Regions from separate parts of the Mus musculus genome. Here all the other regions are linked to region 1. Evidence: chromatin loops called from intact Hi-C (ENCODE). Cell type or tissue: heart. All regions are shown on one strand.

What was found. Hi-C counts contacts between places; a loop is a spot of excess contacts. Peaks named below come from ENCODE experiments on the same cell type or tissue, not always from the same donor. Only the 100,000 strongest peaks of a DNase experiment are listed, where the experiment ranks them.
Region 2: a loop joins it to region 1, with 3 times the contacts of the local background. A loop is called at or near these places in 6 of 42 quality-filtered maps.
Region 3: a loop joins it to region 1, with 2.1 times the contacts of the local background. A loop is called at or near these places in 2 of 42 quality-filtered maps.

The regions. Positions count from the first base shown.
Region 1 is chrX:36,111,170-36,113,669 of GRCm38, reverse strand. It overlaps Il13ra1 (interleukin 13 receptor, alpha 1), which reads right to left and starts at 1,562. Exons shown (of 11, transcript NM_133990.5): 1 at 1,395-1,562. The coding sequence starts at 1,476. In heart, no CTCF peak of the experiment used is centred here; a DNase peak (open chromatin) is centred at 1,469; H3K4me3 peaks cover 1,171 bases; H3K27ac peaks cover 871 bases.
Region 2 is chrX:36,182,850-36,185,349 of GRCm38, reverse strand. The region is part of intron 2 of Gm42406 (a long non-coding RNA gene); the gene reads left to right. Among named protein-coding and RNA genes, the nearest start is that of Zcchc12, 12 kb to the left of the region's middle. In heart, a CTCF peak has its summit at 1,488; no DNase peak of the experiment used is centred here.
Region 3 is chrX:36,161,187-36,163,686 of GRCm38, reverse strand. The region is part of intron 10 of Il13ra1 (interleukin 13 receptor, alpha 1); the gene reads right to left. The region is part of intron 2 of Gm42406 (a long non-coding RNA gene); the gene reads left to right. Among named protein-coding and RNA genes, the nearest start is that of Zcchc12, 33 kb to the left of the region's middle. In heart, no CTCF peak of the experiment used is centred here; no DNase peak of the experiment used is centred here.

The DNA.
Region 1 (2,500 bases):
AATTATCAGTGTGACTCAGCCCTAGAGCACTTAGCTAGCTTGCATGAAGCCCTTAGGTACCCTCTCCAGGAACCCAGGAAAAAAAGGGCAATTATTAACTGCTGAACTTAAGCATCCCTCAGATGTCACTCAACACTAATTTTTCAGTAAAGTCTTTCCACTCCACTCCGTGCCATTTACAGCTGTAACTCCCTACTCTCATCTTGTTTCTCTCCATAGCACTTTAGTGGTATGTGACATATCTTACCTTAACACAGAAACACACACCCTTTGCCAAGAGTACATGTAACTAGCTTCGTGACTCCAGGACTTGGTCCATTTTTCTCACTATTACATCCTCAGCCCCTAGAAACACCGCCTGTCATAGATACTACATATATTTTGTTGACAGAGCATGGGGATTTCCTAATTAACATTTCAGCTTTCGTTTCAAAACACAGCACACTTGGTAAACATTCGTTAGCAACTCTGTGTGTGTGTGTGTGTGTGTGTGTGTGTGTGTGTTGGAGAGAGAGAGAGAGAGAGAGAGAGAGAGAGAATAAAACCTATTTTAAAAGGCCCCGATTGCCACGCTTGCCAAGCCTAGTCCATGAGGAAATCATTCACCTTCGATTTTCACAGCAACTGCCAAGTTCATTAGTTAAAAATTGTTCACAAACATTAAGGCAATGGTGCAACTTCCTAAACAATGTACAACTTTTCTGTAAATTTAAGATTATCTTCCACGAAATACTGTTTATTAAAGTTGGAAGAGGTCTGTCCGGATGCTGGACAGGCGTTCTCAGCAGATTTCTTAATGCCAGAGGAAGCCTTGACCTCTTGTGTCCTTTTGCTACTAGGACTAAGATCCATCTTTAGACTCCCTTTAACTTCCACTGCTAAAAGCCACACTTCCAAACTGAGCATCTAAGAGGCTCAGGGCAAGGAGCCCTCAGGAAGTTCCAGCTCACCAGGACTTAGTCGCCATCCCAAGGTTCCTCATCCCTTCAAAGGCAAAGCCACTTTGTAAGAGTCATTTGAGCAAAAATCTGTTCCCTTCAGTCCCCTTCCTCTAGACGCCAGCCTTCTTGGCTCTTCCCTAGTGCTCAAGGGAAGTGAGATGGCCAGTCGCCGGGTCTGGCTCCCCCTCTCCCTGCCACAGAGCCTGGGAAATCCCCCCCGCACCCAGGTCCCTCAAATCCAACAGGATCACGGAGACTCAGCATGAAAGGCAAAGGCTGGCGACTTAGCACGGGACATCGAAGGGCCGACCACCTCAGTGCGCGCACCCTGACCAAGGCGATCGAACTCCTGGCGCCCCGCCGGCCCAAGTCCCTGCCAAGCCTCGTCCTTCTCACACACCACCACCACCCCCAACCCCCTGGTGGCTGTCACCAGCCGGGGACCACACTCACCTGTGGCCGCGGCAACTTGGCCCACGGTGGCGGTCCACAGTAGCAGCACCAACAGCTCGCCCAGCAGCGCTGGCCGCGCCATGCAGCCCCTCGCCTCGGAGCGTGGCCCGGCTGGAGCCGCGGCAGTCTCCGCCTCCTCTGTTCTTGCTCCCACTTCCCGGCCGCCGCGCGCTGGAGGCCAGAGCCGGCGCAGACGGGAAGGGCCGCCCCGCCCACGGCCGCAGGTAACCCGAGCGCGCGGGGGCGTCTGGGCGCAGGCAGTGGAAGGGATTGGGCGGGGCCGGCGGCTCTGAGACTCCCACCGAGTGACACCTGGCCTCCCTCCGCGCCACCACCTGTCACAGCTACCTGGGAGTCCTTTGGAAGACCCAAGGCGACTTCCCCTGGAGCTTTGTGGCAGGGCTCCAAAGACTGGCCTCTTCTCACTCCCACTTTGATCAGGATGTGTGGTTGTCCCGAGTGCCAAAGGCTGCACCCTGCTACACACTAGGGCAGGGTCATGTAGGAAAAGAACCTTGGCCTGGGAATCTGGAAACCTGGCATCTAGCCTTAGGTCTCTGAGCCCTTTGTTTCCGAAGTTCTGACTCCTAGAATAGTAATACCAACCTTCTTTATTTCTCTGGATGGACTTGGAAGTGTAGATTGGGGACTTTAGTGGCACCCTGCTTTGTGGAAGGGACAACGGTATATTTGAAAGCTGGTAATAATTGAATTGGGTTTTTAAAGTGACATTCCCGAAACAAGGGATAGTGTCACTATCCTGTGTACCTGTGTTGTTAAAACACACACTCAGCTTAATATAGTTTTAGGTTTCGAGGTACATACTATGGACAGGTATGGTGTTTCATGCCTGAGCACTGTGGCCTAGATTAAACAAGTGCTTAACAATTCTGGGACTGAAGTAGGATTGTCACCAATTACAGGAGAGGTGGGGGGGGGAGGGCGGGAGGGGGGAGAGGGCAGAGATTGAGAGGTTGTAAAGCTTAGTGAGTAAAGATGGAGGAAGAAGAAAACTGAGCCCTGCAAGTTGCCCTCTGACCTCCACGTGGGCACCATGGCATGTGTGTGCACATGCATGCACACCTACATAAGCATAATGAAAAACT
Region 2 (2,500 bases), 72 kb before region 1:
TTCTTTTTTTCCAATTTTTATTAGATATTTTCTTCATTTACATTTCAAATGCTATCCCGAAAGTCCCCTATACCCTCCCCCCACCCTGCTCCCCTACCCACCCACTCCCACTTCTTGGTCCTGGAGTTCCCCTACATATAAAGTTTGCAAGACCAAGGGGCCTCTCTTCCCAGTGATGGCCAACTAGGCCATCTTCTGCTACATATGCAGCTAGAGACATGAGCTCTGGGGGTACTGGTTAGTTCATATTGTTGCTTCACCTATAGGGTTGCAGACCCCTTCAGCTCCTTGGGTACTTTCTCTAGCTCCTCCACTGGGGACCCTGTGTTCCATCCTATAGATGACTGTGAGCATCCACTTCTGTATTTGCCAGGCACTGGCATAGTCTCACACGAGACAGCTATATCAGGGTCCTTTCAGCAAAATCTTGCTGGCATGTATAAGCTCAATTCTTTATTCCTTGTTTTGCTAACCACTACTAATGCTGGAGTGGGTCCTTGAACACCTGAAGTCACACCTTTGCCACGGCCCTGTGTTGAAACAATCTCAGTATTCTAACAGCCAGAGCTCTTTCTATAAACAGGTGAGAAGAGTGGCATATATTATGTGCTTACTGTGCGCTAGACTTTAAGTGCTTCTCCAGTGGTAACTCAAAAATACCCTCTACAGTTGTAACTGTTATTTTATTTTCCTGGTGCTGGGGATGGAACCTGGGGTCTTGTGCATATTACAGGAGTGCTCTAGCACTGAGCTACACCCTCAGCGTGTGTGTCTAATCCACTGTTGAACTAGTGAGGAATGTGAAAGGAAAATTTTGATATCTTGATTTTTATCCAGACTTTATACGCTAGAATATTAAGATACCTCGTTCTATGTGTTCAATTGAATGTATAGGACAATGATCATATTGGTTCAGTTCAAACCAAACATGGTTGTGATGCTTGCAATCCCAGCACTTGGGAAGCTGAGACAGGGTGGTCATGAGTTTGAGGCCAGCCTGGTCTATATAGTGAAATTTCACCTACTTTTTGAGGCTCCCCCATTACCTGCTCTCACTGCATCATCAGCCTTTCCCTCAGAGTGGTCTCTACACTAAAATTATTAGAGGTTGGAGACATGCTCAGTGGAAAAGCATTTGCCTAGCAGGCACAAGGCCCTTGGTTCAATTCTCTAACCCCCCCTACAAGTTACACTAGAATTCAGTTTGCTGGAGGGATATATATGTTTTCGCTCATGAATGTATGCCCAGTGTCCAACACAATATAGTTACTAAATGAATGTTTGTTGAATAATAAATAAATGAATATCAGTAAATAAATGGATGAACAAAGATCCAGTTCCACTTCACAAGAGGATGTTAGCAAAATGAAACAAAACTGAGATACAAAACCATGATAGAATTTTAAGAACTAAAAGTGAGAGACAAAAGTCTCATAAAAAGGAGGGGTCATGTCCTCTCAAATGGCTTTCATAAAGCTGCCATTACAGTTTCTATGTGCAGCCCCCAGGTGGCAGTAGTGTGTTACTCTTGGGCAGCAAGGGCAGGGTGAGTACTCATTTTCCCACCTCCTACCCAAGACTGTATAGCAAGCTTAGATTTCCTGGCCCTGTGCTAGAAGAAGACAGGCAAAGTGAATTCTGGTTGCAAACTATTTGGTCTTTCTCTGGTGAATAGCTCTGGTGACCCTCCCTCTTTTTTAATGTTATATTTATTTATTTATCCTGGATATTGGTATTTAGTTATCCATGGGTACTCTGGTATGCCTATGGTGTCAGAGGACAACATGTGGGAGTTGATTCTCTTTTTCTACCAAGTGCATCCTGGAGATTGAACTCAAGTTGTCCACCTTTGCAGCAAGTGAGCCATCAGTGAACCATCTCAACAGCCATATAAATATATACTTCTATTTGCATGCACAGTAATAGAGCACATTATAACGATTCATATACATATATGTGTTAAATCATATAAAATAATTATATTTTGTTCTTGCTATTATTAATTCCTTGCTATTGCTTCCCTATCTTCAAATAGTCTCTCCTCCTGCTTTCACATCACACACACCCCATCACTTTCTCTTCTTCTCCTCTTTTCCCTCCCTCTAGTCCTCTTCTTCACCTCCTTTTCTTCACCTTTGCTCTTCTCTCCCCTCTACATACTCACACTTAAATCTAGATTCCAAATGCCAGAGAAAACATGGGCTACTTGCCCCTGACTTTTGAAGCTCAAAGCTGTCCCTGAGTGCCTGATCATGTCTGGAAATCATGGCCTAATGATTCTCTCTAGAACTCCACAACCCACGTATCCAAAATAGAATTATTTTTTCTCATCCACTCCCAAATTCCCTGTGGTTTTTTTTTTTTTTTTGTATCTACATTTTTTTTTAGATAGTGTCTCAAGATGTAGACCAGATTGGCTTCTAACTTGCAGTCCTCTTGCCTCATCCTCCGGACAGCTGGGATTCCAGATATGTGCCTCCAGGTCCTGTTCTGTCATTTA
Region 3 (2,500 bases), 50 kb before region 1:
TGCAACAGCCCTGCTGTTCCTTTTGATCACCCATCATCTCTGCCCCCTCCTCTGCAAGGATCCCTGAGCCTTGGTTACCCAGAGCCAGAAAGATAAACATCACATGTTTTCTCTCATCTGTGATGTTAGCTTTGAATCTTCAGATATGTTTGGTTTATTTGGAATACCCATAAAGGTATGGAAATTACTAACATCCCACAGAAAAGCATGAGAAAGGGAGAGGAGACAAAATGTACTGGTATAAATGGTTTAAAGTTAATAACGGAACAGGAAGTGTTAAAGTGGATAGGGGATGGGAGAAGAGGCTAGAGGAAGAAACCCATGCAGGAGAAATTAACACCAAAGCCATTTAGAGGAAACTTCGTACTGTAGAAGCTTCCCTATCATGTTCCAATGAATATTCTCAATGGGGTGGTCACAGAGATAGCCCTGGTTGAATCAAATGGATCACAAAACAAACCCAAAACTCAAGAATCCAGGAAAGGGCATTTCCATTAGGGAAAGGAGGGCGTGGAGTTGATTGAGATGAGAAAGAATAAGGGATGATGTGTGTGGGGTCAGCTGTAATACAGAATACATGGGCTGTCATACATTATGTTCGTGGATTTTTTTCTCTCTCTCCATCCTCTTTCTCCCCTTATTAGCATCATAGCCTTTCTGTAGGCAATGCATGAAATATGCCCATGTAAGAGAGAAAGAAGGAACACAGGCTCTCACCTAGGATTCAATTTTATGAATTTTATGCCAGCCTAATTTTAAAATCCATAAAATTACCAATCCACAGTTCAATCTTTAATCTGTCATTTAAGATAAAAGAAATGAATCATCAAAAATAGAATAGTGGCCAGAGATGAAAGCATCACAGGTTTTTAGAGTGTAAAGCAATACATTCAAGAGTATTATAGAATATCCGGTCTCAATTTAACATTATTTACAAGTTTGATTACAGTATTTCTCAATGTCTACTTACTAAGTACAGTAAGCTTTGTACAGAATAGCAGTCTTTTAGACACAGTAGAACCTATTTCATACCCCAGTCCTTTTCTGAGCAACAGTTTAAAAAAAAAAAAAAGGCTGAACAGGACAAATTGGAGATCCCACATATAAGAGAACCTGTTGAATGTGGAATGAAAGAGACTAATTTGAATTTGAAACTATTTGCTGTGTCCATTAACCCAATTCCTCATTTTAGAAAAAGAAAAATAATTAAGCATGCATTCTGCCCTTCTAGCAGAAATTGAATTTCAGAGCAGCCAATGAGCCTAGCTGACAACCAAAAAGAAATGCTTCACAGGAAACTGCACTTTAAGGACACCTCAAACCGAGGAAAGCAATGGGATCCTCTGGTGTGAAAGGCATCCGCTGAAGGTTTGACAGGGTGTCAGCACAATACCCAACAAAGTATCTCCAAGTGCCACAGGTTGGGGGTGGGGGAGGGGACTGGGAAGAATGCAAGTAACAGGAGAGAATATGCTGGTGTAATCTTAAAAACCGTGGTTAATCTTAGCCCCGCTGATGCTGGGATAATTGGATAGCATCTACCTCTAGACAACTAAGACACCTGAAAAAAAATCCCAGCAGGGCCTGAGCCTTAATTGATATTAGGAACTCATAATTTTTAAAGCACAGCGATGCTCGCACAGCTGCAGAGGAAAGTATTCTTTGGTTTTTTTGCCTGTTTGTTTGTTTGGTTGGTTGGTTGGTTTTTGTTTTCAAAGATATATACTGAAGTAAAAAATTTAAATATTTGGAATTTTAAAAGCTAGTTTTTGTCTGAACATGTACAAGTGGCACAGCACAGTTGCCTGCCCAGAAATGTGAGGAAAAGAGTGTGCTTTTCTTTTTTAATGGATGCAAGAAACAGAGCTATAGAAGGGTAGCAATTCCTTCTGCGATCCCCTCCCCCACCCCGAGTGTGGCCAGCAGCCCATTCAGTCACATGGAAAAGGCAAACAGCAAAGCAACAGGAGAATTGCTGTTGGCCAAACTGTTACTACAGTGACGAGCACAACAGCATAAAACCACTAGAACCCTTAAGAAAAACTGCACGGACCACTGATTTGTGCTCACATCTAAATACATTGTTTTAAAGGAGCATTATCAATGAAAGTAATGGGTATTTAAAATTCATGGCTTTTTTTTATTTGCATTAAAAGATGACATCTTTGGGCTACTTGGTTCTAGTCCAGGTTTTATAGTCACTTCTCTCCTTTAGAGACTTCTTGGTGGCTCCCAAAATCCCTGTCTCTAATGACGATGTTAGAAGAAAATCTAGGATTTTGCAAATTTGTAATTCAGTATGTGTCTCATCAGACAGCATTCAAGGTCATGTATGTGACCTTATGTGACTAAGTGATTCTGGAAGGAAAAAGCTGCCATTTTAGAGCATGTACATCACTTGTGAGGACTACTTCTGTGTAAAGGAGGCAGATTATGGAGTCTGTAAGATGGGCTCATGGGTGATGGCTCTTGTTTGTTGCTCAAGCCCAGAAACCTGACT